Linked DNA regions of Homo sapiens: region 1 is linked to region 2. Evidence: read pairs that join two places in POLR2A ChIA-PET (ENCODE). Cell type or tissue: Panc1. All regions are shown on one strand. Links, peaks and the distances in the headings refer to the core of each region. The heading gives the core; the rest is flanking DNA.

Region 1 (15,949 bases), core at 4,986-7,485, 200 kb before region 2:
CTCTAATTATGCTATTAGGGAGACTCTTGAGATTCAGTTATCCCTCAATCCTGATTGCTTTCAAGAACTGTACTATTTTCCTTCCACAATAATTTCTTTTGGATATGTAACCATCACTTGTGTTGGTTCTGGTCCTCTGGAAAGCAGATACCAAGATGGAATTCAAAGTGCAAGAGATTTACTGGGGGCAGTGTTTGTGGAAGAGAAAGAGGGAGAGAGAGAAGAGCAGGCAGGGAGAGCATTCAGACCATGATACAGACTTGATATCTGAGAAAGAAGAGTGGGAAGAAGGGAGATTGAATGGGAAGAGCTTAAACCAAGGTCAGCCCTCAGAATCTGGGTCAGCCTAGTGGGGAGCCCACGTGCAAGGACTGCCTACTTACTAGAGGAGGCTCGCATGGGCAGAGAGGATCAGCTCTAATGCTGCTTCTAAGCTTAGTCATGGCTGAGAGCTGCCTGGGCAGAGGGTGACCTCAGCTTGCATGGTATGGCCGATCCCCAAGGGGCTGCAGCTGGGGACTTTCAGATAACTGCACTTCTTAGAGCAGTTATTTTCTTGAAGAGAGATCTCAAACCCAACTCATACAAGACTAAGCCTAACCTCTTCCCCACTCCTACCATATATGCATCTCTTTCAACTATCCCATTGCTTTCCTTGATATCAGCATTCTTCCATATTCCAAACTAGAGAGGTTTAAGTAATATTTGGCTTTTCCATTACCCTCATCTTGTACATGTAATTTACAACCCTTAATTTATTTTAAAATGCCTATCAGCTTTATCATTCCCTTGCATGTCCCAACGCCACCATGGTAATCCATATAGGTTATTATCTCATATGGATTACTGCCACGAACTTATTCCCTTCTCTGGCTTGTCTTCCTCATCCATTCCCTAAATGTCAGTATTTCCCAGGGTTCAAGCCTTGGCTCTCATCTCTTCTCACTCTACAGGCTCATCCTAGGTGATCTTATCCAGTAATCAATCTCTACTAAAACATCTATGACTCCAAAATTTTATCTCTGGCCCCAGTTCTGTCTACAGCTGTAAATCAGTGTTTCTCAATCTTGAGAGTTATATGCTCTGCTTTTAAAGGGAAAAGAATTATTGTATACCTCAGCTTTATTTTTATTAAAAACGTTATAAACATACTAACATAAAACAAAGTATAAACTCTTGGTAATAGTTTGGTTTCCCTCCAGACTTTTTTCTATACATATTTTATAGAATTGAGATCATACTATAAGCATATAAATGTGTGTTTGTGTATGTGTGTGGGGGGTGTTATATTTTGCCGCTTTTTTTTTTTTTTTGACAGTGTCTCGCGCTGTCACCTAGGCTGGAGTGCAACGGTGCAATCATGGCTCACTGCAGCCTCGATCTCCCAGGCTCAAGCAATCCCCCCATCTCAACCTGCTGAGTAGCTGGCACCACAGGCATGGGCCACCAAACCTGGCTAATTTTTTTATTTTTTGTAGAGTCTCCCTATGTTGCTCAGGCTGGTCTCGAACTCCTGAGCCCAAGCAATCCTCCCACCTCAGCCTCCTAAAGTGCTGGGATTATAGGTGTGAGCCACCAAGCCCGGCCTGCTTCTTATTCTTGACATTAGAGCACAAGCATTTTTCACAGCCAATGAAACTCTTCATGTATATTATTTTTTCATGGGTACATAATGTTCCATTCTATAAATGTGTCATATTTAATCTATTTCACAATATGTCTAACATTAAATAATGAAGCAATAAGTAACTTTGTACATAAAATTATGTCCGTATTTGAGAGTACTTTTTCAATACAGGTTCCCAGAAATTGGAAGGTCGATGTCTTCATTTCAGAGATAAGAAAACCTAGGTTCTAAGAGTTTGAATGATTTCCCTATGACTGCTCAGCCTGAAAAACATAAGGGATGAGAAGGGAAATCTCAGCCTTGGGCTATTTCTGTTGGAGCAGGCTATCAATGCTGAGTCATGAAGTGTAGTAAGGGAGGCTTTCCTAGGATTCTTCAGGGGTAGGGGATCTTAGAGCTACAAAGGCCTAATTTATGATCTGGCTAACTGAAAACTTCAGCCTAATTTGGGACACAGAGGTGTAGGTACATGTTAGCATGTGCTGTGTGGGGATTCTCAGAGGGTCATAAGAGTAACCTAGTCAGGTACCATTTTCTCAGTCTGTATTTGTGCCAAAGTCACAGTTGCTTTCATACCACCGTCTTGGTCTTATCCTGGCTTGGAAAGGCTACAGGGGCCCTTCATGGCTGAGCTCTACTGTCCAATCTTTTAAAGACAGTGTGAGCTCCTACTCAAAAGCAAATGAAGGGCACCATGTGGCTGTATCTGTAGCTTGTCCTCCATCCGTACTCTTGGCCCAGAGTTGCTGCCATTGGGAAATGTCTGATGTTTTTTCTCTGCAAGCTGTGGCATCTCTGCCTTTATCCAGGGAGGGATGTGTTTCTTGTTTGGACCCTAACCAAAAGTGACTTTTCTGGTCAAAGGGAGTTTAAAATGTCCTTCTTATTGCTACAGCATGAAGAACGGGATGGGTGGGGGTAGAGTTCACAGAGACAGAGTATTCAACCACACAACAGTTCTTAAATTAGAAAATAAAAGTAGGCATCTGGGGTTTTACAGAGTGTATTGGTGGCAGCTGATTTAGAAGGAAGACTTAAAAACAGACCATGGTCTCTTAACCTCAGCACTATTGTCATTTTGGGCTGGCTGATTCTTTGTTGAGAGCGGCTGTCCTGTGCGCTGTAGGGCTTTGAGCAGCATCCCTGCCTTCTACCCACCAGATGCCAGCAGCATCCCTCTCCAGTCATGACAATCAAAAATATCTCTAGATATTGTCAAATGCCCTCTGAGGGTCAAAATCACCCTCAGTTGAGAACCACTGAAATAGTCTCATAGGTTCCAAAAAAGAAAGCAACCAATCCCAAATGCAGGGGGCAAATGAAAAGAAAGGTACAGGGCATGAAAGATGCGCAAACATCTTTCATGATGAGAAGAGGACTCCAAATCAGGTAAGAACAGAGGCTCCTCCTTTAGTCATCCCAGCTAAGGGTCCTCTCCAGATCCACAATGAGAAGGGATGGGCATTCTGCCTTAATTATAGAAAGAAGCCCTCTCCATAGTAAGTATTATATACACATCATGCCTGTTAACTCAATAATACCATGTGTATTTTTCTCAAACTAGAGCATGGCTTCTGCTAATCTTAACAAAAATCCTCCTGGAATAAAAAAAAAAATCAAGATTGTTTCCACAGTTCTTAAACTGCATAAATCTTACTGAAAATTCCAATCAAGGCCAGATACGGTGGCTCATGCTTATAATCCCAGCACTTTGGGAGGCCGAGGAGGGCAGATCACTTGAGGTCAGGAGTTCAAGACCAGCCTGGCCAACATGGTGAAACCCCGTTTCTACTAAAAATATAAAAACTAGCTGGGCGTGGTTGCAGGTGCCTGTAATCCCAGCTAATCCCAGCTACTTGGAAGGCTGAGGTGGGAGAATTGCTTGAACCTGGGAGGTGGAGGTTGCAGTGAGCCGAGACTGCGCCACTGTACTCCAGCCTGGCAACAAAGCGAGACTCTGTCTCCAAAAAAGAAAAAAAAAAAATCCCAATCAAGATTCTCTTGCTCAGACAGTGGGACAACCTGCAAGAATGCCAAAATTGGCTGCTATCTATTTCAATGCTCCATATATTAAGTATCTATGATATGTTAGTATTAAAAAAGATAGAAGAAGCCATCTAATTAAGCATACCAAATTTCCAGCACAACATCCTTGGCAGATGATTGAAATCCTTCAAGAGGCAGATTATTCCATTGCTGGATAGTGCTACTTACTTACACATTTTAATGTTTTTAATGTACACTTACTTACATGTTTTAATGTTTAATGTTTGGGGGTAGAGAATCTGTCTCCTAGGAATGACCACTTGTTGGACCTCGTTCTGTCTCCTGAAGCTGCATGGAATAGGTCCATGCCCTCATTCAGATGTCTGAACCTGAAATCACCTATTAAGTCTTCCCTTCATTACCTTTCGCCACTCTAATCAACGATTCTCAGCACACTCAACTATTTTCACATGCCATCCATCACCTTTCTCTCTAGCAGTCATTTTCCTCCTCCTCCTTTGAACACTCCTTCCTCGAAATCAAGAGTTTGTGTTATCAGCACCTCATCATCGTACTCAACAATGACTCCAAACTTTTACTCCTTTCACCAAGGCCTCTATAATACTCTGTCACCTCTCACTCTCCTTGTTGGACTTGCCTTTAACCTCAGAGACATCAGGCGTCATGCAGGTACAACTCTTAAGATCGTATCTTTTCCTTCTGCCCCCTCTTACCTGTGTTCTGCCTCCCAACACCTATTCTTAGAATGTGTCTATGTCTTTGGTTCTCTTCTTATCTTTCTTCCAATCAGAGGAGGGTGAGGTCCTGTCTCCACTAGTCACTCTCTGTCCGGCATTTTTAGTTTCTCCCTCTCATTGTTCCCTTCTCATAGCCTACCCTAGGAATAGGCTCTGCATCTCAAAAGTGAACCAACAAACGTGGCCATCCCTCCTTCTAACTGAAGCACTATCCTACCGAGTCTCCTTCCTCGACATCTTAGCTCTGCTTACAGTCTTCCACATTTGAAGCTTCATCCCACTTAGTTCTCACTTCACTGCAATCACTATTCTCACACGAGGCCCTGCATATTCCCTTTGCTCCACACATACCAAAGATCTGCAGTTCTCCAAACAGATCATTTTTGTTTCCTGTGCCCGCAATGATCTCCCCTGCTTGTCTAGTTGGCAAACTCCTATTCTTTTTCCAAGACCCTCACATGCCATTTTCTTTGCATGGCCTTTCCCAGAGAGATAGGAAGAGAATCAAACTACTATTATAGCTGTGTTTTAAGAATTAAATGAGATAATACACACTAAGTGCTTAGCACAGTGAGTGGCACACAGCAAATGCTTGATCAACTGTAGCAATGGTTATTATTGGCCCCTTATGTAGACTGTTTCTGCTTCTCCAGGTTTTTGTTATAGTGTCCAGATATTATGTTCTATTTGTCTTAGCAGGTGACAGTTTATTTGCCAGTACACCAGAGAGTTAAGGGCAGGGACATCATCTTTTCACCTCCATGTCCCTCACATTGAGCATCACATTGAGCACATAGTAGGAACTCAATTAATAGCTGATGAATGAGCAAATGACTGCATCAACATAAGGCAATGATTGTGTATTGTAATTAGCAAGGACATGCTGGTTCTACGCTGATGGCTCTGGCCTTTTCAGCAGTGATATCACATTTAAAACCTCTGACTTATCTTCATGAAATTAGAAATGGTTTAGAATGCCAAAGGCAGACAGAATGTTCCCTGAGGCTGCCTCCCCAGTGGGGAGAACCACCGTGCTGGATCTTGGGGTCTTGAGTGAACCCTTGGCTGGGCTTGGTGCTGTCTGTCCTTTGTGGGCCAGGGTTGCCCCGAGCAGCCAGCCTCTTTGAGTTCAGCTGTGGGCCAGACGCTAAAGGTGGAACAAAAGCGGCATTGATGCCCCACTCACAAAGCAGGCCCTTGGGCAAGGATCAGAGGACGTGCCTGCTTCTCTCTTCCCAGACACAGAGCTCAGCTCCACCTCTGCCTTCAGGGCCTGGGGTAAAGTCAGCCACTGAGGTTCAGGTGGAAAGGATACGTGAGGGTGTGAAAGCCCTCAAAAGAACGTTGCTTGGTAGTTAAGAAATGGAGATGAATCAGTGGACATTTCATTCTGATGACAGAGTTGAACATTGTTTTAAGTATCCAATGGAGTGATCAGAGCCAAAGAGCCATGCTCCAACCTTTTTATCAAAGAACCTTTAAAAACCTTACATCTCCCTGCCCTCAAGAACATATACTTGAAATGTTTTTTGTCTCATATATAAATTTGCAGTTTCTATGGGAAAATTATTTATCTATTGAACCATACTATGTGCCAGATACTTTGCCTCCGTACTATGTGCTTTGCATATTGTGTCTTTTTCCCCTATAACAGCCATATGAGGAGGGTATATTTTTTCTATATGAGGAAACTGAGGCTCAGGTAGTTTAAATACCTTATTTTAGACCAAACATCTTATAAATACCTGTATTAGTTAATCAGTTTTCCAACGTCACACAGCTTTTAAAATAATCTCAATTAACTAATAGCTAAGTAAAAAAGTAACTGTTCCTCTTACCATTATTAATATAAAAAATACTGCTGTAAGATATGTTAACCAAAATTTGTTAAAATTAGCATATAAATATATCAAAATATAATTGCCAAGGAAAGCTTATAACTTGCATGATAATAAATTTTATTTTTACTTAATTGATGTTATTCGAGACAGAAACAAAGAAATGTGTTACTCTGGTTATCCTGTGCTGCTGTTTAAAAACAGTAAGACATTTGAAATATGGTAAATAGTCTGTGGACTTCCACTACACCACACTATGAGGTCTGACACTTCCAGAATTGTACCACTATTTGTAAACTGGTTTTTAATGCACTGCACAAATGGCTGCATGCCAATTTTGTTCTTGGTGGCATTCTCTAAATTGAGGCAAGTTTCTTTCTATCAGGAAGGCATGCAGAGGTCTTTCCTTTGACCTGGATGCTTATCTGGAGAAAACACAATTTTAGGATTTCCTCAAGCTGTTTGTATAATCCCTGAAGGTGCAGATCATAAAGATTTCAAAGGCATTGTAGGACCTGAAGAAGAAATGAAAAGGTCACCTTTGCCCTTAGCTTTGTGTGTCCATCCACCAGGGAATCTATGGGCAAGGCTTACTGGTGACTCCAGGTGTGTACAGAAGGGTCCAATTTCAAAGTACTTGGGGAACTCTTGCTCTAAGACCCAAATAAGAGGTTGGGGCTTTGATTTGCAACAGAAAGACAGCCTCAAATTGTTTTGCAGATTCCTTGCTACTCCAAGAAATAAGATTCAGTGAGATCAGGAGAATAACCTCCAGCTAAAAGGTAGTGGGATTCTTCTTCCTCTGTCAGCAAGAAGGGTAGGAGAACTGAGCTGACAGGAAGACCCACAGTAACACCTCTTGATAGGTGAGGCACAGAATATCACACTGGAGGAAACCCACTGCTGGAAAAGTGACAATCATACTTTCCTGTGGTCACTTATCAAGCCAGCATAATCTGCAATTTGTCAAAGGCCTTTCCTGACTTGGGTGTCATTCATTCTCACCACATTCTGAAAAGGTGTGGGCAGAACCATAATTTGAACTCAAAGAGATGGTGCACTGAAACGTGAACTCTTAGAGCCATTAAGCGTAAAGGTGTGGAGTGTAGCATTACTTATACATGTTTTTAAAAGATGAAGCAAGAGCAAGTTGATACACTTAAAGTGATTTTAGGAGAACATATACATTAGGAATGAGGGACAGGGAGATCTTGTTACTTATAAAGATGCCTGAGATACAGTGTTAAGTGAAAAAATAAGGATGCAACTGCATATACACGGTTATTGCAATCACAGGGAAAATGTATAGGACAGTGACTGGAGGCATTCATAGGAGCTAACATTGATGGTGTATTATGTGTCAGATGCTCCATACAGCATGAATTATCACTCTTAAACCTTGCCAAAAACAAAACAAAAAACCCCTATGAAGAAGCTTCTAGAAACATCGTATAAGGACAGATGAGGAAACTAAGGCTGAGAGAAGATAAAGTAACTTGCCCCAGATCACACTGTGGTGATCTGGTGGGCCTAAAAGCAGATAATCTTAACCCCCTCTATATTAGAAAAACATGGTTCTGTTGTGGTTAGTGAAGTTATATGTACATTTTTTTTACTCTATTCTCTAGATGTTCTGAAGTGTAATTTTATTAAATTTAAAACATTTTAGGGTGTGTATTAAGAAATTAGAACTTGAATATTCAGATTATGTATTCAGCTCTCATTGGACAGTAAATGTCTGATAAGCTTATTGTTTGATCAAGCACAGGAATGACAAGGTTACCCCAAATCGGATTCAGCCAACATTTTTAAAGCACTGGCTATTGGGAGGATTAAATGAGATAAGGTATGTCAGGAGCTTAGCACAGTGCCTCGGGAACACTAATAAGCACTCAACAGATATTATCTACTATTATTATCATGTGCCAGGTACTATCCTAAGGGCTCCCACGTAGGTTATCTCATTTTATCCTCACAAACACTGAATGTCAGGTTATTATTTATCTTCATTGTGCAGATGGAAAAAAATTGAGATTTGGAGGTTAAGTAACTCCCCCATTGTTGCTCAGTTATTAAGTGGCGGAGCCAAGGTTAGTGCCCTGCCTGCACCTGTGCCAGTCTCTAACACAGGTAAGGCATAGAGTCATATACTTGCCCAAACTGGTAGCACAATCTGGTGTGGATTTTCCCCACCCATACATAAGTCCACACTGGGGAACTATCCAGGTAAGTTCAAACTTCTCATCCTGGGATTCCAAGTCCTCTGGCATTTTCCCTGCCTCTATTTGTCAAAACCCACTTTTCATTTCTTGTCCACAGATCTTCATTTTAACTGAGTTCTCCCTCCCTCTGTGCCTTGCACAGAGTTCTGCATTCTCTTGGTCTCACCTAATCCTCTCCATCCTTTAAGATCAGTTCAAGTTCAGCCTCTGCCAGGAAGCCCACCCACCCACATCAACCTCTCCCTCTCTTGACTTCCCACAGAGTTTAGTTTCTATCTAATTATACTTCATGCCATTTAATCCCTTAAATAGTTAATGTAGCTACTCCACCTTGCAGAAGCTGAAAAAGAAAAATGAGGGTTGAGGGGTAAAGGTGTTTATAGGCTTATGTAACTGACAAGTCCAGTGACTTTGGGGCACGGTTGGATACCCAAATACACTAACTGGGCTGGCTTGGTCATGTGGCCACCCTGATTTAGGTAAGGGTCAGCTCCACCTAGACAGAATGGGCATGAGGTGGTTTTCCGCAAAGGAAAAGCAAGCAGTTCTTGTAAAAAGAAGAATAAATGGACATTGGGCAAGCAAGCACAGCAGATGTCCCTGACCTTATTGAATTAAATTCCTCAGCACTTTAATAATAACTGTCCTTCACTGGTCAGGCACCAGACTGTAACCCCGTTAAGAACTGCCAAGCAGCAACAGAGGTCTTATTAACCTCATCTCCACTGAAGTGAGCCAGGCCCCAGGGCAGAGCTACAAAGGGGAGCTTACAAATCTCTGACACAGCATTTTAATGCCACAGGGGATTTTTTTTTCCTTTCCCACACATTGTGTTAACCCTTCGGGAACAGGGGGGAAACCCAGTGTAGAGCCCATTAGTGGCTTTCCTTCAGAGCTCTTCAAAGAGGCCCCATCATTTGCCAACATGATTTTTCTTAATATTGTGCAGATGGCAGGCTAATCCATCTTCAAATGATCTAATTGCATCTAACTTTCTCTGAAGAAACATTGCATGGAGTTGCGATGTCTTAATTGTGGGGTGTATGCAGAGTGTCTCCAAGATTACAGAGCCAAGCACTCAAACCAAAGCTGGGGAATTTCTAGTGGAAACTCTCAGGGGAAGAAAACAGAAGGTGAAGATTGGCAAACTGGTAAGCTTCATCATGTCCAGTTCTTAGGGCCCAGTCTTCAAAAAATTGAAGTCATGCTTTCACATACTGGCTGCGAATTTCCACTCAGGGCTTGTAGAGGCTCCCCTGTGCCTTCAAAGCCTTACACTTGCATTTACCATGGAGAAAAATGGGTAAAATAAAGGAGCACATGGAGCAGGAAGGGGCACACAGAGGAGTAGTTGGATCTTCTGACTGATTGGGCAAGAATGAGGACCCCCAAGTGGCTAGTATTTTCTCAGGGGTTCACTGACCTTCCACTCTCTTAGCCCAGATACCTTCACACACCTTACAAAAGGCCTAAATAAATAAAACAAATTTACATAGAGGAGGGAAGCTAAGCAAAGTAGGGGTTCAGGGTGGTGAGACTGGAGATGAAGCCTGGAATTTCAATGCTTCTGCATAGGTGAGAGAGGAGCACACAGAAGTGGGTGAGGCTACCATGAATACCAAAGGCTCTCTTGCAGTTAGCATTTCCTTTAAATCTTGTTTATTTTATTTATCTTGTTTTTTCATCACAACTACTCTAGTAGGGGTTGAATTCTTATCTGAATTTACATTTGGGAAAAACCAGGCTCCCAGCTAAGGTCTCTGCTACAAGCTGGTGTCTAGCAGAGGTGGAATCCAGACGTTGGGATCTGTGTGTTTGGAACTCAGAGTAGGATACTATCCACGAAGCCCCTCCCTCAGACATGCCATGGAGCTAGTTGGAAGCTGGGTCAGGATCATATACCAGTTGCCAGCACCCCTGAGGTTCCTGGCATGTGTGGGTACAGATAACCCCGGCTCTCCCATTCCCTGGCAGACCTGTGGGAACTATTATTTTTACTAGGATGACGTCATGTATTAAACACTAGCGTGGTTTCTGTCAACAACAGGCTTTGAGGTCTTTGTTCTCCTCTCCCCACAAACATATTTATATTGGCCCCAGTAAACAATATCCTGCTTTTCATTTGCCTTCACAATCCCTTATGTCTCATCTGGTACACAATACATGGGAAATCAGGCTGTCAGGGAACTGGCAGTAAACCTAAGGCACTTTGTTAATTCCACCGTCAAGCCCCTACTGCAGTGAGAACTGATAGAGCTTATTTGGGTCCCTGCACCAGAGTTCTTCTTTCCTCTTAGTCCAGAGCCCTCAAAGAGGCTCTGAGGGCCATTTACACACAGCAGCTCTTAAAGAAGCCATAGGAAGCAGGCCCTTAGTAATAGCAAACTTCTATCAAGGACTTGTCATATGCCAGGCATCATGCAAAGTGAATGACACAAATTATCTCTCATGATCCTTGCAATTCTTTGCATAGATGCTATTGTTATTCCTATCTTTATAAAAGAAAAAACTTCACAGGTTATTCTGCAACCTCAGAAGTTTCTCGGCTCTAAGACAAGAAGCACTGGTGTTTTCCGTTGCTCATTCAGTGTTTAGATATTAATCAAGGCCCTCTTTGTGCCAGGGGTAGTTCTCCTGTTTGGAGAACTAAACCATGGACCACAACATAGTGTAACATAGGGAAGCACCACGGTGGCGGGAGAGCAGAGGAAGGGAATCCCTTTCAGGCTGAGCTCTGGCAACTGAGAGAGAGGAGAGAACACCCTCCTTATTGGCTCTTCCCTCTCTCCTAGAACATGGCTAATTGCTTCATCCCACAGAACCCTGCTTCTCCATCATTGCTGAAGGCTATAGCTATTCTAAGAGACCAAGATTATAGAGGAATAGAAAATGGTAGACTTATTCTGTCTTCATGCTGTGAAAATCAGAGACACATCCACATCCTTCTCCCCGCAGTTGCCACTCATTCCTGATGATGGGAAAATCCAGATGAGGATGAAACCCATAAATACTTCTTCAAAAGCCACCAAGGTTTGTGTGTGTGTGTGTGTCTGTGTGTGTGTGTGTGTCTGTGTGGGTGGTGGGGCGGGGGGGAGTGGACCAGAACGGGACATGAGTTGATCACCGCCTCTGTTCTAAGCAGTTAGGCATTTTGGATGCAGATTCCATTTATCCTGTTTATTTATATAATTTAAACCTTCACACCTGCCTCCTCTTCAAGCCATCTCAAATCCTCTTACTTCTTTACAACTCACCTACCCCGACCTGGTCCAAGTCATCAAACCACCTATTTTCACATCTAGACTAGTGCAAAAACTTCCTTATTGCTCTTCCAGCTCCTGCTCATACTCTCGTCCACCCTCCGCACAGATGCCAGAGTGCTCTTCCCATTGTAAATGAGGACACATCACCTCTTTAGCTGAAACCCTCCCATGGCTTCCATGGCTCTTGGAATGAAGCCCAAACACTGGCTTGCACAGCTAAGTAACGCGTAGCTCCTGCTCGCCTTTCTAACCTGAAGTCATACTTCCCACAACTCGCTCATCCAATTTGGCCACGCTGGCCTTCTTTCTGTTCCATGATCGTGACAAAACCATTTTCCATGTCATGGTCTTTGTTCTTGCTGTTATTTTGCCTAGAATAATCTTTCTTTCCCTTGCTCTCTGCAAGCCTGGCTCACTCTGTTCCTCAGAGGTCAGCTCAAATGTCAGCCCCTTGGCAGAAAACCTTTACTCACCAAGCTGTTAAAGTTGCCCATTTCCTACCCCCAGACATTACTCTCTGACACATTAGACTTTCTTCTTCCTATCTTATTTATTGGTCTCCATGTTTATCGTCCATTTCTCCTGATAGAACCAAGTTCTATGAGCACAAAGAGTTTGCCTGGTATTGTTCACCACTATATCCGTGAAGCCTTGGCCTGGCACACAGTGGCTGCTCCATCACTATTTTTTGAATGAGCAAATGAACCCCCACAAGGATTCCTGAGATGAATATCATTTCCATTTTGCAGATGAAAAAACTAAAGCATAGGCCAGGTGTGGTGGCTCACACCTATAATCCCAGCACTTTGGGAGGCTGAGGTGCGAGGATGGTTTGAGGCAAGGAATTCGAGACCAGCCTGGGCAATATGGTGGGATCCCATCTCTATAAAAAATAAAAAAAAATTTTAACTGGGTGTGGTGGTGCACGCCTGTAGACCTAGCTACTTGGGACAATTACTTGAGCCCAGGAGGGTCAGGCTGCAGTAAGCCATGATTGCACCACTGCACTCCAGCCTAGGTGACAGAATGAGACCCTCTCTCAAAAAACAAAACAAAAAACTGAAGCTTAAAGGTGGGACAAGATTCAAATCCAGGTATGCATGGCTTCAATGCCAGGCCTCATTGCTATGCCAGGAAGTCTCTCAAGGTCATCAAAACACAAGGAAGACACAGGTCACAACATGGATGAACCTTGAACACATTATGCTAAGTGAAAGAAGCCAAACACAAAAGGCCACATACTGTGTATGATTCCATTTATATGAATTGTCATTTGGATCCTGGACATAGGCAGGATCATTTGCCTATATGAAATGTCCAGAGTAGACAAAACCGTAGAGACAGAAAGTAGATTAGTGGTTGCTAGGGGCTGGGAGTGGGAAAAGATGGGGAGTGACCACTTAATGGGTACAGGAGGAATTTTTGGAGTAATAAAAATGTTCTACAACTAGACAGTGGTAAGGATCATACCACACTGTGAATGTACTAAGTGCCACTGAACTGTGCACTTTAAAACGGCTAAAATTGTATATTTTATGTCATGTATAGTTTACCACAATAATAATAATAAAAATAAAGGGAGATTTCCCAGGAAAGCCAGGTACCCACACCTACTTGGAGACTGGGCCAGGAGTTGTGGCCTCCCTGGCTCCTCTGCAGCGCTGGCTGCCTTCTCCCATTGTCATGAACCTCTGCAGGGATCTGCCTGCTAGAGTGGTGGGCTGTTTCAAAATTAACCCTAATCTAAAAGAATAACATTTTACTTTGCAACTTCGTGGTGTTTCTTTTTGCAATTTACCCTTTCTCTTTAATCACGATGATCACCCAATCACACACATGAACACGTGTACACACACACACACACACACACATTTAACCCAAGAGGAAATGTAGTCTGCTGAATGCTGCTTTGAAATCCTATCAGACTGCTGCTCCTGTTTTCTGAATTTCTATTTTTAGCCCTAAACAGAAAATTGATTCAAACATGTACTATTGTGGAGAAGTTACGAGTTCTGTAGTGTTTGAGGCAAGGAAAGTCTCTCCGAAACAAAAAAGTAATGGAAAAAAGAGACGGGAAGAAGATATGCCACAAATTTCATAATGGATCATCACAAAAAAGTTTGTTGTGCAAAAAGAATTTTAAAGATAATAAAGTGGACAATAATAAAGAGACCCTTTTCAGCAAATACACAGTGATTTTGATTTTTTTTTTAAAGTTCCCCCCGCCACCAGTTAAAAAAAATTGATGAAATTGGTCACCTGAAATTAGAATTAAATAAATGTCCTACAAAAAAAAGTCTACACAATTTTAACAGAATCTGTGCTTGCAACTTTGTACAGCTATAAAACCACTTTCAGATACAGAGATGGTAAAAGAAATAATTATTTTAGCTATTATTTAGCTTATAGAATATAAAAATAAAATCAATTGATTAAAATTTTGAAAAATTGCAGAAACTTTTCTTCAGTTTTTGATGAGGCATGACATACAAGAGAAACTTGAAAAGATATATTTTGGGTATGTTTACTTTAAAGGACTTCCAAATTCACAAAGAAATGTCAATTTGCAGCCTGTAAAACGGAACTTGTGGAGTACTTTATAATCTCCTACATCTGTCAAAGAATTTCAGTTAGGTATGAAAAAAAAATTTCTATCACAATGGATGGTACTCTAGCCATTAGGTCAAAAAACTAGACTTAGTGGAATTGTAAAACAATACTGATGGTTCCCTTATTGCTTTGTTGTACTTTGTGATACAAACTGAAAATATATGTGCTCAGTTTTCTGAGACAGACTTTATAAATTAAGGTATCATGGATACAGTCGTTAAAATCATTTCATATATATGTGCAAATAGAATCATTGACAGTTTGCAGAGATGTTGAAAAAAATCAAAGGCAATGGATTTAATGATCTTATATTCTTTGCCAGTGCTTGCTGATTGACTGTAGAATAGTTTTACAAAGATTTACTGCACTGCTAACTCCACCTCAAGACTTTCTTGAAATGGAAGGATGGTTGCCAAATAATAATCAAAGTAAAAAAAAATGGCAATATGATTTACATTTTTGCACTGATACTATGTTGCATATGAACAAACTTAATATGCAGCTCCAGGAAAAGGAAAAGCTTATTGTAACCTAGCTAGACAGATATAAGAATGTATGTTGGAACTGAGGCTTTTCACAATACAAATAAACAATCATGACGTTTTTAGACATTTAACACGGATCAATATGCTGAAGATTTTAATTGTAATTGACAGCATTTTGTAAATTGCCTGCATAAACTGCAAGAAAAATTTAAATGTTTTGTTGACATTGATAAATTCAGTGTTGCTTTTCAATTTATGCAATATCCCTTTGAATTTGATATAAATAATACTGAGTTGATACAAGATATAGTGAATCACTTTGGGAGGCCAAGGTGGGCAGGTCACGAGGTCAGGAGATCGAGACCATCCTGGCTAACACAGTGAAACCCCGTCTCTACTAAAAATACAAAAAATTACCCGGGCGCGGTGGCAGGCGCCTGTAGTCCCAGCTACTCAGGAGGCTGAGGCAGGAGAATGGTTTGAACCCGGGAGGCGGAGCTTGCAGTGAGCCGAGGTCACACCACTGCACTCTAGCCTCGGTGACAGAGCGAGACTCCGTCTCAAAAAAAAAAAAAAAAAAAAGAATTTATTTAACTTGGATAGAAATAGTTTGAAAAATGATACATTGTGGTTCAAAGTCAATTCAATTATTCTAAAAATGATGAACCAATTTTGTCAATGTGGATGCAAAAATGAAAGAAAAATAATGTTTTGGTATTTGATTCAGTTACTAGAAAATTGAGTATATTTGAAATAACTTGGGAATGTGAACCTATGTTTTTAATTATTCATTTTATAAAATATAAGTACAGATCAAGTATGGCTTTTTTTTTTTTTTTTTTTTTTTTGAGACGGAGGCTCGCTCTGTCGCCCAGGCTGGAGTGCTGGGATTACAGGTGTGAGCCACCGCGACAGGCCTCCTTTTTATTTTATTTTATTTTTTTGTGAGACAGGGTCTCCCTCTGTTGCCCAGGCTGGAGTACAGTAGTGCAATTTTGGCTCACTGAACCTCTGCCTCCTGGGCTCATGATCCTCCCACATCAGCCTCCCAAATAGCTGGGACTACGGGCATGTGCCACCATGCCAGGCTAATTTTTGTATTTTTATTAGAGACTAGGTTTCGCCACATTGCCCAGGCTGGTCTCCAACTCCTGGGCTCA
Region 2 (15,949 bases), core at 8,129-10,628:
GTAGAGGTGTGGGAGTAGGGATGGGAGGCAGGGTAGTACAATTGACTAGAAAGGAGCACAAGGGAACTTTCTGAAATAACGCAAATGTTCTATAGCTTGCTTTAGGTAGTTTCATGAGTGGACATGACTATTAAGACTGATGGAACCAAACACATAATTCATCTATATTAATTATACCTCAACAGCAAGAATAAAGTAAACAAAAACCCAAAAAATTACCTCATGTATTCAAAATAAGCATTAGCCCCATCACAATTTCAAGCCCACCCTCCTCTTCTTTCTTCAGACATTGTTATGGGAAGAAAGGACAGCAACTCAGGGTGAACAAGCATGGCCTATACATCCCCAAACCCCCCCATCCCAAAACGCAAAACAAAACAGGAAATAGTAGGGCAAAGGAAGGTGAGCTCCTAAAGGGGCCCTCAGACAACCGCCCCTTTGTCCCTCAAAGGTGGTCTGTGCCCACTTTCCACAGACATGCTGCAAGCCACCCACATAGGCCATGGTCTGACCTGCCCAGGTGGAGACACAAGGTCTCCTGGGCTGTCAATCCTGCACCTTGAACAAATAGGAAATTCTTTTGGGAGGAGGACAGAGTGTGGAAGAGTGAGGATCCTTCTAGCCCACTTTATACACAGCAGAAAAACATCATATATCCAGGTAACTGCAATAATTCAAAAGTTGCTCAAACTTCAACTCCCATTCCTATCCCACCTGCCTGGAAGAAAAGTCCACAGCCCGGCTCAGGGTGAGCTGACGGTTCTGATTTAGGCTGGATTTGTGCCAGTGTGGAGGTGGGTGGTCGAGTATGGAGGGTTTTCTCTCCTAATAGTTTAAATAAAAGCCGCTATGGAAGAAGAGAGAAATATGAGCTCTAGTAGAAAAACTTTTCTTCTCTAAATCTAAGGGAAAATGATGTAGCAGCCAACCTTCAACATTCTGAAGGAGAAGATGCAGAGACCTTTGCAACCTCAGTTAGTAAGTGCCAGGAACTGAGTGTGGAGATTGGGTGATCAGCTAAGTTGACTCACCAGCCATGTGACTCCTTCTGGCCAAATCCTTGCCTCAGCAGAATTATAAATTACCGGGTGCCACAGACCTTCCCGGATCCCTGGCAAGTAGCAAAAACCATGTGTATAATATCCATAATACCAGGGCCCAAGAACAAGAATGTTTGTGCTAAGAAGGGACCTTAAGAACCATGCATTGCAACCACCTCATTTTCCAAAAAAGAATGCAGCCCATATGAAATGGTCTAACACAGGGGTCCCCAGCTTCCAGGGCCACGACTAGTACTAGTCCATGGCCTGTTAGGAACGGGGTTGCACAGCAGGAGGTGAGCGGTGGGAGAGTGACCAAAGCTTCATCTGTATTTATAGCCACTCCTCATCGCTCACATCACCACCTGAGCTCCACTTCCTGTCAGATCAGCCAGCGATGGCATTAGATTCTCATAGGAGCGTGAACTCTACTGTGAACTGCGCATGCGAGGGATCTAGGTTGCATGCTCCTTATGAGAATCTAATGTCTGATGATCTGACACTGTCTCCCATCACCCCAGATGGGATCATCTAGTTGTGGGAAAACAAGCTCAGGGCTCCCACCGATTCTACATTATGGTGAGTTGTGTAATTATTTCATTATTTACTACAATGTAATAATAATAGAGAGTGCAAAATAAACGTAATGTGCTTGGATCATTCCAAAAGCATCCCCCCACCACTGTGGAAGAACTACCTTTCATGAAACTAGTCCCTGGTGCCAAAAAGGTTGGGGACCACTGATCTAACATATGAGGGTTCACGTTTGGAGGAATCAATCTGCTCGGTTGCATTGATCCTATACCCAAGGGCATCTCTGGGCACCTACTCTTGGGAGAAAAATGCTTTCAGGAAGCAAATAATTAGGTAAGAGATGCTAAAGAGGTGAGGAGAGAAAATTGGAACCAGATGACAACATCTTAAGATACTGGTCTCTCTCCTCTTTCCCAAAAGAGAAACCTCGTTGTTGCACCTCTTCAGGGCACAGGCATCTGTGGGCACACGTCCCCACTTCTGGAAGGAAGCTCCTTCAGAACAAAAGCCATACCCAGAAACCACCACTGATCCCCCAAAGCCCCAGACACTGCCATATCCCCCTGTTTGTTCAACAGAACAATATTCACCCCTCTGTGGCCCCAACTTAGATAAAACCATGAAGGAAAAAAGAAATGCTAGCCTTCTGGCTTTCTTCTTCCCCAAATCCCTTCTCATCCACTGCTTCCAGACTGTACCCGTCCATTCCCATCTACGTGCCTGGTTTCCCTAGGAGCCCCAAGCAAAACCAGCATCTTTCACTGGCAACTATGCTAACATTTCTAAATCTTTGGTCACCATTGAAACATAAGGATCTGTCTCATTACTCAGCATACTATTCAAATACAGCTCTTGAAATAATAATAATAATGATAGCTATTATGTTTTTTTCTATATGCCAATACACTTTTAAAGTGTTTTCCATGTATTAACCCACTGAACTCCTACAATAAATCTAGGAGATAAGTATTATCAATTTCCTCACATTTTTAGAGTGGAAATTAGAGACACAAAAAGCAACTTGCCCAGAGTTACTCAGCAGGTGAGCAGCAGCGCTTGGATTCACATGAAGGCAGTCTGGTTCCAGAGCCCATTTCCTGGGTCACTATGCTATTTTATGTCTCCAGGTTACCTTGGTGCCTTTTCTGACTCTCCTCAAAAAAAAAAACACACCATAACCAAAACACAAGTCAGGCACTTTTCCCGGAGAAGGGAAAGAATAGCCTTCTATTCTTACCTCCATTTACCAGCACTTTCCACATTGAGTTAATTTGTATAATCCCCTGTCTCCTCCCCAGGTCTATGAGTTGTTTGTGGAGACAGACTTTATTCATCTCTGTCACAGTTCAATAAATATTTGCTGAATTTCTGAATAAATAAATATATTCATTTAAAAAAGGGCAATGCTTTAACCTAGGAGAGAAAAAGGATCCCTGGTTTATGAATCAAAAGGCTGAGGCTGCAGTCCCTGTCACCAACTAGCTGCGTGACCTTGAGCAATTTCCTTCACCTCTTTAGTCCTTTGTTTCCTCATTGCCAAAATGAAAGGGGTCAGGCTTGATGACCTCTGAGTTCCCTTTCAGCTGTGGTATCCTCAGATCATGGCACCGGGGCAGGCCAGTGAGAGAAGAGACTACAGCAAACTGGTCTCCATGTGTCCCTCACATAACACCCACAAGTGCAGGCACCAACAGTCTGACTTTACCAAGAGTCACCAGGAACAGCAGGTGGGAATGCTAACTGGGAAGGTGGGGTGGCAGACTGCAACCAAGCCCAGTGGCACCACCCTCCACGTGGGAATCACCCAAGAGGGGACATCAAAGGGGTACGAAGAGTCCAACTGCTTTCTGGGGGCTGCTGGCCATTGGTGTGAAAAGAATGAGACCAGCCACTCTGTCTGCACCAAAGCCACCGAAATGCCTGTAAATCAGGAAGGGATTACTCCACTTGAGTAAAACCTGTGATGTTCCTTTCACTGCTTTTCCCCCTACTATCATTACCCAGTCAAGCATGCTTGGCAATGTAAACAGGTGATTAACAGGCAGGTTTTGGAAGAAACCAGGAGTAGGAGCTGGATCTCTGCTCAGCACATGCACTGTGTTCTTCCTCACCTCCTCGCCTCTGAGCAGGAACCCATTTAGCCACATGGCTGCCCATCCCTCTGGAGGAAGATTTCTCCTAGGGGCAGGGGAAGGTGTATCGTGATGGTGGGAAACTCCTTTATTCAGCAACACCAAGATGAAGCTGGCATGAGAAATCAGACTCAGAACTCAAGCTGGCAAAACATCTGATGGGGTGCTGGCGGCCAGAGACAACAACATGGGTTATGGAGAGTCACCAATGGCAGAGGATGCCAATCAGCCAAAGGATTCCCTGTGTTTTCTGGCCTGTTCTCTGAGGCCAGCTCATTTCACCCAGTCATAACACAGGTTTTAACAAAAGCTCAGAGCTGAGAAATAAGGCTTTTGTGTCTTGTCCTCCAGGTTATAGGTATTTTTATTGGAAGGTGCCTTCTTTCCCGGGCAAATATTTTATGGGGTGTCTTTGAGTGAGTGGCCCAGAAAACAGAGGAAGGAGATGTTAAAAAAATAAAAAGAGAGAGAGAGGACTTTTAAGATTACAAGTAAAGTCCAGATGAGGGATAGAAAGGCTCCACTGTCATCACAGCAAGTCAAGAAACCTGCCCCAACAAGAGACACAACTTAAAGGTTGGGCTCAAATTTATAGATGTTCTTTTTCTGGCTTCAAAGACAGTACAGTGTAGGGATATTTTTTTTCCTCTAGAATGAAAAAAATCTCAGAGTTGGAAGGACCTTTGAGCCCAAACAATATCTAATACATAAATCCCTTCTACAATCTTTCCAACAAGTGTTAACCCATTCTCTGCATCCTCACTTCTCGGACAGGAAACTTATTATTTGCCCTTTCCACTTCAAAGAAGCTCCCATCATTGGAGGCTTCATTGAGAACCTGAGCTGAAATTTGCTTTCCAGAAATGTCTACCCATTTTTCATCACTCCATACAACATAAGCCTAAGTGCTAGGCTACTGATTATCTTCAAAATATTTGAAGACAGTCCTTAATTTTCTCTTTCTGGGTTTAGTAACCCTAAAATCATCAACCAAAATATCTCCTCAGCCTAGATGTTTTCCTCTGGACTCATGCCAGCTAATTTTTATCTTAACATCTTTACCAAAATGAACACTCCTTTTGTAGTAGGCCCATGACAGAAGGAGACAGGATGATTAGAACTTTTTTAGAACTCTTCATGCCCATCATTACTATTTTCTCAGTGTGGACATGTCACATTGTAGACTGGTGACATTTGTAACCAAAATCTAACTCTTGTCACACATATTATTGCCAGGCTAAATATTCTTCCATCCTGCTCTTGTACAATTGGTTGTTTCAGCCAGAGTACAGAATTTATATTTTCCCTAGCAAATATCCTCTGGTTTGGAATTGTTCAAGCTGTTTGAGACATCTGGTTTCAGATTAAGTCACCCACAGGCTCACAAAACTTCCAAACATTGTGTCTTCTATTAATCTGATCAACATGCACGTCATCTTTGTCTAACCAAGCCATCAGTATAGAGGTTGAACAGAACAGACCAGAGGCCAGAGCTCTAAAGGGTGCCTGCCATCAGTGCCTTCTTTTCAGATTAATATTTTTCAAGGATCGGTATTTTTTTAGTGTTGTCTCACAGTCCTCCAAGGCTCCTGGGCCTAACATCCAAATCCTTCAGTGAGATCTGGTCTTGGCAAAGTTTCCCAGTACAAAGAACAATTTGCCTTTCCCAACACATCCTACCATTGCTTGCTTCCAGGTCCAACTTTGCTTCTTTGCCTAAAATGCACTTCTCTTGTTTATTCACCGGGGGGGATCTCCTACTAATTTTCAGGTCTCAGTTCAAAGTTTCAACCGCCTGTGATGCTATTTTCTGCTCCATGTGCAGAATTAGGTGTTCCCAGAGTATCCTATATGATCCCCTCCTATAGTACCTAACATATGGAGCTGCAACTGCCTGCCGGTCTCTCAGAAGACTAGGTACAGAAAATGGGTGGTACATCTACCATTATCCCCTTTCTATCCTCAAGGAAGATTGTTCTAATCAATCACTGTGTCCAGACAAAGCCTCAGAATTCTCCCCAACACAATCCTCCAGGCAGCCACTACCAATTAATAGATTGGATCTGACACTTAAGTTGAAACTCTATACTATTTTATATTTCCTTAGGGGCAATGCCATGCCTCATTCACCTTGTATCACTAGGCCTAGCAAAGTGTCTGGCGTAAAATTAACTCAATAAACACCTGGTGAGTGAATGACTTTGTTTCCCAGAGAGTAGCATTTAAAAAATAAATTTTCCCATGCTCATATAAGATCTCTATATACAAAATAATTCTGGTAGTGGCAAGAGGTAGTCTTTTGCACTAATTGTGATTAATATTCAAGAATAATAATTGACTACTGCTTAAGAATGTTCTCCACCTGATTCTGAGCAGAGCTTCCTGAAAAGCCTGGCCTGATTGGTCTTGGTGTCCATAGCCCTCATGTGATACTTATGCATGCAGGGCCTTAGTGGCCGGGAACCAATTTGACTGCCTTCCCAGCTTTCTATATCCTAAATCTCTATTAGCTGATAGCAATTTTAGGAGGTCTGAATGCCAGGGTTGAAAATGGATCTGCCAAAGTTTTATCTATTAAAAAAATGTATATCATGAGGATTGTTTTCCCATGGAACACTCTTCAGAGACAGTGCCTGAACAAAAAGAAAAATTCCTAGAGAAACTCATTTATTATCACACTCTAGTGTTGATAAAGATAGCCCCTGGGATGAGCCCAGAGGCAGCTGTGCTTATGTAAAGGTCAAATAAGGGCCAGCAGCATCACCAGCTATTATTAATTATTTAGTAATTAGCCATTCTTTACCTATCTCTGCCTATGGACAGGGTATTTTAGATCTACATTTAATCTAGTCTCCAACACTACTCTTACAGAGTCACAGTGTACACAGAACAGAACTTGTAAATTAGGAGGATAAGAAAATAAGACAGAACAGTCTCCGTCATTTTCATAAGTAACTTTCAGAGGCCTAAAGAATTCCTAGTGCTATATTTAAACCACATTTGGGGGCTTTGTGAGGATGCTTCATAAATTGGAAGTGGTTAGTAGTACTTGACTGATAAATATTTACTGCGTGGATGGATGGATGGATGGAAGGATAGATGGATAGATGGATGGATATGCAACTTCATGTATGAAGCAACTAGAAAACCAGACATTCTATCACTTGATTCAACTGCTTAGAAACCGAAAAGAACCTGGCATAATCAACAAACAGAGCCAACACCTCAAACAGAGCTCAAATTAAATCACGAGTAAGTTTACTAGATTCAGATTCTTTTACAGGCAGAGTCTTTTAAAGAAATAATATAAAAGATTATAAAGAAAGACTTTGGGTTCAGCCATCGGGGCTACTTATGATTATTGATTTGGACGTACTTGCATACAGCATGACTTCCACAGCAGTACTGCAGGAACACACATTGTGGTTCTCTCTCCTTGTATGAAGACTCAGGTTTTTCTCCAGCTGGGAAACTATTACCCCATCAGCTTCTAAACATATTATCATTTGCCTCAAGCTGGAAAAGGCCCCATGAGAAGAATATTTTGGCTATTAGACATTTCTAGATTTTGCTCTGAGTAAAGGGCTCCAATCTTTCCATGCTTATTAATTCCTTGGCATTCTTTAATCAGCAATACTAATAGCTAACATTTATTAAGCTCTTACTTTGAACCAGGCACTGTTCTCAGCATTATACATGCATCATCACATTTAATTCTTAGAAGAGCTCTTGTAGTCATTACTATTATTACCCACATTTCACAGGTGAGGAAGGAGGCACTGTGATGGTAGGCAATTTCTTATGTCATCCAGCTAAAACATGGTAGACCCTGAACTCACACCCAGTAGCCTGTCCTCCTAACCACCAAAACCCTCCATTAAATGACACGGGTCCATACCATTTTCATAAAGGAAAGATCCTCACTCCCTTAATCCTTACTTTTTGGGGACCCCTACTCCAACCACTACTATAATAAAACACACACAAAAAAATCTATTTCAGCTTAGATCATTCTATTTCTATTTCAAAGTAGAAATGTTTCTACAAAGATAATTGAGTTTCTCTACCTTGATCTCATGCTGGTACTTCTTGTTCTCTCCAACTCCTAAATTAGCATTACTCAGGTCTGTTTTGAGGGAAGTTCTATGATTATGTTTTCTGAGGTCAAATAAGCTTGAAAAATGGTGGATTAAACAGCTAAACATCTCTTCACTATAAGACTCTCACTTCTCAGGGTCTTTATTTATTGGTATGCATTATACAACTTCAAGGGTGGGCCAGGATATAATACGCAGTGTTTTGCAAACCTATCTGACTAGAGAACCCTTTTGTCACAGAATACCTTGAAGGCCCCCCAGAATACACACAGGAAAATGCTGCCAGAAAGGAAAGGGGTCCCCATGTCTGTGGCATCGGCCCTCATCTCAGACCACAGGCTATCTTTCTAGTTTGCCCCAAGTTCTCTCTAAATTATATACAGGCTTTCATCTCCACCTCATCTCAACTCACTCCCTCTCACAAACTCTGTCCCTTCGGCAAACTACAATAGAAGACATCATCCATAATGGGAGCAGGAGGGTATTTTTTATTCTGTATGGATTCATTTTATAATTTTCAGGTCAAATTTAGTGCCAGGAAAAAGTCATCACTCCAGATGAGCTTCCTCTCAGCAGATAATAGGAACCAAGTCATCTGCTTGGGTTTCCTTTTTCTGCCTTCCTTATGAGACTCCTATTTAAATAAATAAAGCTTTCCTCAAAGCTTGCGTTCCTGCTCAGCTGTAAGATCTGACTCATTCCAAGTTTCTGGGGCTTCTATCTCTCCCTCTTCTAACAGTTTATTTTCCTTTAAATTGTCCTTTCAACATAAGCCTTAATAGTTGGGGTTTCAAACCCTTTAGAGGAAATTAATTAATTGGTTAATTAATTAATGAAATTATTCAACAAATGGAGGCTCAGGACCTGTAATGCAACAGGCTTCATATACCATGAGGACTGAACAGGCTGCGGTCTGCACTCTCCTGAAGTTTGCAGCCTTGTGAGGGAGACTGGCAAGAAATAAGTACATAACTATGCAGTAGTAACAAATTGTGAAAAGGCCTCACAGTACTTATAAAAAGAGAATGAATGCCCTGGATGAGAGTAACCAGGGCAGCAGATGGAGCAGACAGGGCTCCACCTTTAGGTTTTCTGGAAAGAGGGAAGGATGAAAGATGAATAGGTTGGTGCTGAGGAGCAAAGTCAGCAGAGGCTAGACCCACAGAGTCCTGTAAGCCAAGCCATGGCAAGGATTTCAGCCCTAAACCTGTAAGCAAATGGCAGCCGTGAAGGAGTTTTAAACCAAGAAAGCTCATGATCAGATTTCTGTTTAAAAAAAAAAAAATCACTCCAGCTACAATGTGGTGAATAGATTAGAAGGGGACAGAGAAAATGTACAGAGACCGTCAGGAGACTGCTGCAAGTTGCAGGTCTTGAAACTGTTAAGCAAATAACAATTAGGTTTATTTCCGATCAGTTCCTCATCGTCAAGGAATGGTAATGGTGTTGTCAAAGCAAAATGGAAGTAAAGGTATATAAAAACGCTTGCAAATACTCAGGGATATTTGGAAATAATGCATTCACAAGCATTCCACATGAGTCCTGTAAGGCCCTTCACCTCCCTGGTCCTTCACGGGCAGACCCTGCTATACACTCCATGCTACTGAAGGACACCAAGGCCCTTCTGGAGTCCCCAAGGCCACACCATCTGCCCACACTTAGCTGGGTGCCAAAGTGGGGCAAGGAAGCAGATGTAAAGGAGAAAAAGATGGCATGTGATTGAGCCAGATGCCGGAGAGGTCCTTGAAGGAAAGCACTCTAGAAGCACTACTCACTCAGGAGGAATGTTTCTATGGTCAGAATCCAGGCTTGAGGTTAAGAAAACTTTTACCCTCACCCACAAGCAGCCTGCAAAGCCTCACCTGCGCACATTAACAATGAGCCTCTTTGTCTTGTTTGATATGTTCTTACTAATTCATCAGATAGTTTATAAACTTTGACAGCATACATCAAATGGGACCAGTCTCATTCATTCACTGTTTCCCCCCCAAAATGTCTAATAAATATATAGGAGCTGATAAATTTTCCTCTTTAAAATTAAAATATAAATCTTCCCTTTAAAAATCAATATCCCTTAAATTTTCTCTAATAAAGAAAAATATAGAGATCTCCTCCGGCCTGCTGTAAGAAGCAATGCTATTTACTTACTGAGTCTTCAGCCATCCTGTACATTTCTATTGTCCTCCCTGTAACCTTGTGCTACCTTCCTGAAAATGCCACCTCACCCTACTCCCTCCAGGGCCAATCCCTTTACCACAATTTTACAAATGAAGAGTAAAAAGTATAGGCTAAAATGCATTTTACTCTTGCCAAGTGCCAGATCTTACACGAGTGCCTTATACACATTGTCAGGCAATTATTACAACGTCAGGTGATGTGCGTTATGATCCCCATCAGACAGATGAGGAAACTTGAGACTTGAGTTCAGCAATTTGCCCTCATCACACATTGAGCAGCAGAGGCACATCTGAATCTATGTTGATCTGGCTCCGAAGCCTAACTTTTTAACCACTATGGCCTTCCACACGCAGAGGAATTTAACTCTGTACCCAGAGGAATTTTTCTTTCAACTCTGGGCAAAGTTATTAACTGATTGGGTCTTGGTAGCTGAATATGAACAAAACTGAAAGCCAGGCCCTTTCCATTAAACCAAGCATGTAAGGGGAAATAACTCTGCCTCACTAGAAAATCTTAAGTTGGACACATGAAAGAGAAAGTTAGCGCTAATCATTGTGTGCCCTCGTTTTCTAAGAAAGTTTTTCCTTTCCAAGAAAGGAAAAACAATGCACATGGCATACCAGGTAGAGTTGTTTAATGTTATTTCATTGCAGAAAAGTTATTGCTTTCTAAGACAAAGCTATTTATTTTTTTTCTGGCAACTCAATGGCAAGTAAGAATATAATACATGAGATTCTCACTGGATGAGCTAAGCAGTCTTCTACTTGCTGTATTTTGGCTTTAGGGGATGAGGCTGTGTAGTGCAACCTCATTGCTGTATAGCCAACCTAAAACATAGCCTTGAAACGACAAAAAGAAGAGGAAGAAAGAGAACGAATGAAAGAACTGACCTAAACACATGTTCTCACACACACACGCGCACACACACACACACACACACACACACACACACACACCCCTTTCGTGGAAACACATGCATACATACTCTTTCATGGAAACAGCTTCCAATTTGTTTCATAATTGCATTGAGTCATCTGGGCTAACATTCAGACCATTTCTCAAATTCACCATGCCCCTTACAGACATAAAAATTAGGCATTTAAGGAAATTTCCCTCCTCTCCATCTAATATATTTCACTTTAGGTAGTTGGATGGAGGTGGTTGGGGGAAGAGGGGGCAGAAGTTTTGGAAATCAGAGTTGATGAATTGCAAACGTGTGCAAGTGATGCACAGGGTGGGAGGAAGTAAAAAATGAAATTCTTCTGTGAAAATAATGCACATGTCCCAGGAAAATCAGTCACACATTTTTTATGAATCAATAGACCAGTGCTTTCTTTATATGTGTGCCAAGCAGCATTCCTGGATAACTGTTCCATGTCTCATGAGGTGTAAGCCACTTCACTCCATCTTATTAGAAACATTCAAAACAAGGCAAAGATTTTGAAACCCATAAAATTTATGAAATCCTAAGCATACCAAAGACAGAATGAACGAGGGACTCCTCTATTTAACTGGCTTTAACTTACATTCACTTTCGCAGCTTAACCCACCTTTAAAATCCCACCAAGATTTGAAAACATTAATAACTATAAACCATTTTAAAATATAGTCTCCCACTTTCTCAACAACCTCAAAACTCACTTGCTTAAAACTTCAAGGACACAAAAATAAATCCCAGAGTGCCAGGAAAATTGACTATAACCTTTGTCACTCACCTGATTGCTTACCCACCTCACAGGCCATTTGCAAGATTAGTAGGCAATGTAGCTACCAGACTTTGTATTCCCTCTAAATTCCAGACAGTAGTTAATGAGGAGAGAAGTGATCAAGGAAGCCTATTTATTCTGAAGCCCAGTTCATGGTGGCAAGCAGAATACATTCTTCAGAACAACCAATCAATACACCACCATAAACTTGTGAGTGTGCAGTTTTAAGTAACATAGAAGTATTTAATTTTTCTACTACAAGGTAGACTGAAGGGAAAACTCAGTTTAAATATTTACTATTTTAATTTAGCAGTGATTATAAACATGGCATACCAGGTAAAGTTAAGAAAGAAGAAAAAAAGCAAGTGTAAACCATGGCTCTGCCCTCAAGGTTCTTAATTAGGGCTCAGAAATTCAACTGATTTTATTCTTTAATGCCCTTTTCACAGACGAGGAAACAGAAGCTTAGAAAGGCAAAGTAATTTCCCCCAAAACACACAGCAGAGCTAAGATTTAAACATAGCCCTGTCTAATTCTAAAGCCTTGCTGAAAAAACTAACTGCACTTCAGATAGTAAGACCTGGACGTTTTTCATTGTAAATTCAATAAAAGCTAACACAGAGTGCTTATTTCACTCCAGGCATTGTTGTAGGCACTCAGCACAAACTAATTTATTTACTCCTTATAATAACTGTATAAATAAGTACTATGATTACCCCTGACTTTACAAATGAAGACAAGTTTACAGAGAGGTTAAACAACTTGCCTAGGGTCAAACATTTCATAAATGGTAAGTCTGAATTCAAACCAAGACAGCCGGCTTCAGGCTGTTCTCTATGCCATTCCATTATCTACCTGTCTAAGGCATGGTGGCCCCAAAAGGTCCAGCAAATGCTGGTTCCATTAGTAGGATAATAACAATACCCAGAACCTTAAAAGAAATGCTCCACCATACTCTATGCTTATCAGATTATACCTGGTCTACTTCATTCAGATATCTTTACAGTATTTTACAAAAAAAAATTGATGAAATGAAACTTGCCCTGTGGAGAGCAAGAAGGAGAGAAAATGTGGAAGCAATGTCCAAAGATCATGGAGAAATTGGGGCTGTTTGACCTGGACAAGGAAACTTCAAGGGCACACATTTATCATCCTCCAAAAATGTCAAGAGGGCCTTAACCACTCTAAGAAGAAGTAGGAAGCAGCCCAGGGACCTTACTCATTCATCATTCATTTGCTTTTTTACTGAGTGGCCTGTAGGTGTCAAATGGAGAAAATGCTCCCTAGCTTAATAACTTTTGTACTTCAGAAGTGGAAGTACAGCTCACTCATCAATGAAATTCTTTTCCCAGAATGTATCCAGCAGAAGTGGGAAGAACAGATAACAGAGACCAACCATCTCAGCACCCGGTGGAAAGTTGGACAAGTGATCTATGAGACCTTGCTAATAAGCAGATGCTATGATTCATGTATCCTGTCCTGCACTACCACTGCCAAAAAATGCCATCAAAATCCTCACAAATTACAGCTCTTAATTATCTTTAAGAGGCCAAAAGAAGCAACCTTCAAAAAAGAAGGAAAAAAAAGTCTTAAATGGCTTTTACATTGAGAATTTGACAAGTTTAAACAAAAGTGAAACATACCACACTTTGAAAATATGCCAAAGGACTACTTGTGTTCTAAAACAAGAGAGTAATTATGCAGGAAAAATGCAATTTCTCTCCTCCATTTCCTTTATCTCAAGTTCCTCTCTCATTAATTTATTCATGAACATATCTCAATAATAACTATCTTGTACTTAGAGAGTATCTTGCCCATTTTTAAATGTTTTTACATAAACAAGAAACTGGCATCAGCATCATGGTTCTCTCTGAGCGACGAGACCAGTTCTTAACAGGTTAGCCCTGAGCAACATACAGCAGTAGCGGTCTCTCACCACTGGCTACTCTAGCAAAACATTTTACAATTTCTGAGTCAGGAGAAGTATCTAAGGTCAAGATCTATAAACACATTCCAGAATATGAGCACTTCCAAGTAAAAAAACCAATCAAACCCACTGCAATGGGCAGACAATCCTTCCCATGGACTACTGTAATCTTTGTTAAAATTAAGATTCATGCTTATTTTAGTTTTGCTATTAGTGTGGCTTTTTAAAATTTCTTTTTTCTTGAACCATGTATTACTTGGAAAAAAAACATAATAAAAATATTCTGCTATTTCAAGACATCCTTCTAGATAGGATAATGAATTTTCCATAGATAAAGAATATTCTACCTGCACCAGTCCTGTGAGTTTTTAGTGATACTTTTTCTTTTGACTTGATCAATGGACTGAGAGATTGCATGAATCAGTCAAAACAATTTAAATGAATCTACGAAGAGACAGTAACAGGATTCTACCATGTCAGGATAAGACTCCAGCCTAGGCCTGCTCACTCCTTCTGGGTGTTGCTTCAATGCAAGTTTTTGTTTGTTGGTTTTGTTTTGTTTTTTAAAGAACGGGTTGGAGGAGTGGGGTGGGAGATAATACACACTAAGAAGAAAAACAAACTCTCCCAACAACAACAAGAAAATTCTTACTCTATAGTTTACAATACTATTGGAAACAGAAATATCATTTAGCTGTAGCCAGAATCACTCAAACAGGCACTCAGCCCTGAATCAAGGAGCAAACATATCAGTGGAAGGTACGTGTCTCCATGTAGCCTTGATGACTCCAGAACTAAGAACAAAGAGAAATCATAGCAGGATCTGGTGACAGCAGTTCACAGCAGGTCTCTCACATCACTTACAACCTCGATTTGGGGGGAGGAGAGAGAAGAGAAAAAAGAAAAGAGAAGACAGAATACCTCTCTATTGGAACACTGTCTCCAAAAAAATAAAATCATAAATATATCTGAAAATCCTGGGAATGTAAATACCCTCTCAAATCATCTCCCACCCTCTCACTGTCCTTCTTTGGGTTTGAGGAACCAAAAGAGATTATAAAAACCACAACATATTCTTGCTATTGTGGGATTTGAAGAAACCAAGAGATTGTGACTAACAAAGTCTATGAAGATAATTGTGTTTCCATTAGCACCACTAATGAAGAGAAGTGAGAGATAAATAATGGACAATCCAAAAACCATTTGTATTTGATCCTACAGTAAGATAGATGAGTTCTCTTGCATTAGGCTAGGCTTCCTAAATATTTCCCCACTTTTTAAGCCAAGGATAAAATCAGACTGCCTTCAAGAACACACACTAACCAATGATGGAAGAAAAGGCCAAGAAAGGCTGGGTGGCCTTGGACAAATCTGAGAGGAATTCAACTTGGTGGTGTGTATATCTTTCAATCTATCCTTTAGGGAACACCAACTATATGTCAGGAGCTACGTTCACTACTTACATTATCACCTCTACTAAGTGTTTGGATAGCACTGCCCTATAAGTACTACCAACCCCATGTTGCAGGGAGAAAAAAAAAATAAGCAAAAGGAGGTTAAAGAACTTACCTGGCCACCAACTGGGAGCTGGGCTCAGGCCTAAATATATGTGTCACCAGTGCCTATATTCTTTCTACTATGCCTTGCTGCTTCCCATTTTTAAGAGACAATTCTCACAGTGGAGAATTCCCAGGCAGATCATCAAAAGAGGATGTGTACAGCATTTCACAACAGACACAAAAGTATTCAGATTTACCAGGGAAGGGTGATATTTAACCGTTTACTAATGGGAACTACTGTAGACCACCCTGGCATAAAATATGAATTTCTTCAGAGATGTGTATGTTGACAGTTTCTGCTGAAAGCATGCAGTTTGTTTGTTGCTACTTCTCCACCAAGTTTATTTAATAGAATATTTTGCAAAGCTACATTTCAGGTTAGCTCTTACACTTTGACAAATGCAGTATAAGATTGGCGTTAAATCTCAACAGCATCTCATTAGTGTAAATTAGGGACTCAATATTTACAACTAGAAAACAAGTGGTTAAGAGACCCCAGCTAAGACAAGTTTCATTAAAACTATAATGACTTAATACACATTATGCCCAGTTTCAGAGAGCTTCAAGCTCCCTAATCATTTTCTGGATGGTTTCCATTCCAACCAGCTTCCATGTTGGTGTAAACCCATCAGTCTCCAGTAGGGATAAGCATGGGAAAATGAACATAGTGTTAAGTCTACAGAGACCTTGTTGCAATGTCAAAATCAAGTTTTGTCAGTTTAAATTACAGCTTTACAAAATAGGCACTGTCAAGGCAAATGTCTCCTGGAGCCTGT

The links. Peaks named below come from ENCODE experiments on the same cell type or tissue, not always from the same donor. Only the 100,000 strongest peaks of a DNase experiment are listed, where the experiment ranks them.
Region 1: POLR2A ChIA-PET joins it to region 2 with 8 read pairs; 2 of 35 experiments call an interaction of 5 or more read pairs at or near these places.

The regions. Positions count from the first base shown.
Region 1 is chr1:64,067,133-64,083,081 of GRCh38, reverse strand. The region is part of intron 4 of ROR1 (receptor tyrosine kinase like orphan receptor 1); the gene reads right to left. Among named protein-coding and RNA genes, the nearest start is that of ROR1-AS1, 37 kb to the left of the region's middle. In Panc1, for the core only: no CTCF peak of the experiment used is centred there; no DNase peak of the experiment used is centred there.
Region 2 is chr1:63,871,634-63,887,582 of GRCh38, reverse strand. All of the region lies in intron 1 of ROR1 (receptor tyrosine kinase like orphan receptor 1), which reads right to left. Among named protein-coding and RNA genes, the nearest start is that of ROR1, 110 kb to the right of the region's middle. In Panc1, for the core only: no CTCF peak of the experiment used is centred there; a DNase peak (open chromatin) is centred at 9,577; H3K4me3 peaks cover 341 bases; H3K27ac peaks cover 2,463 bases.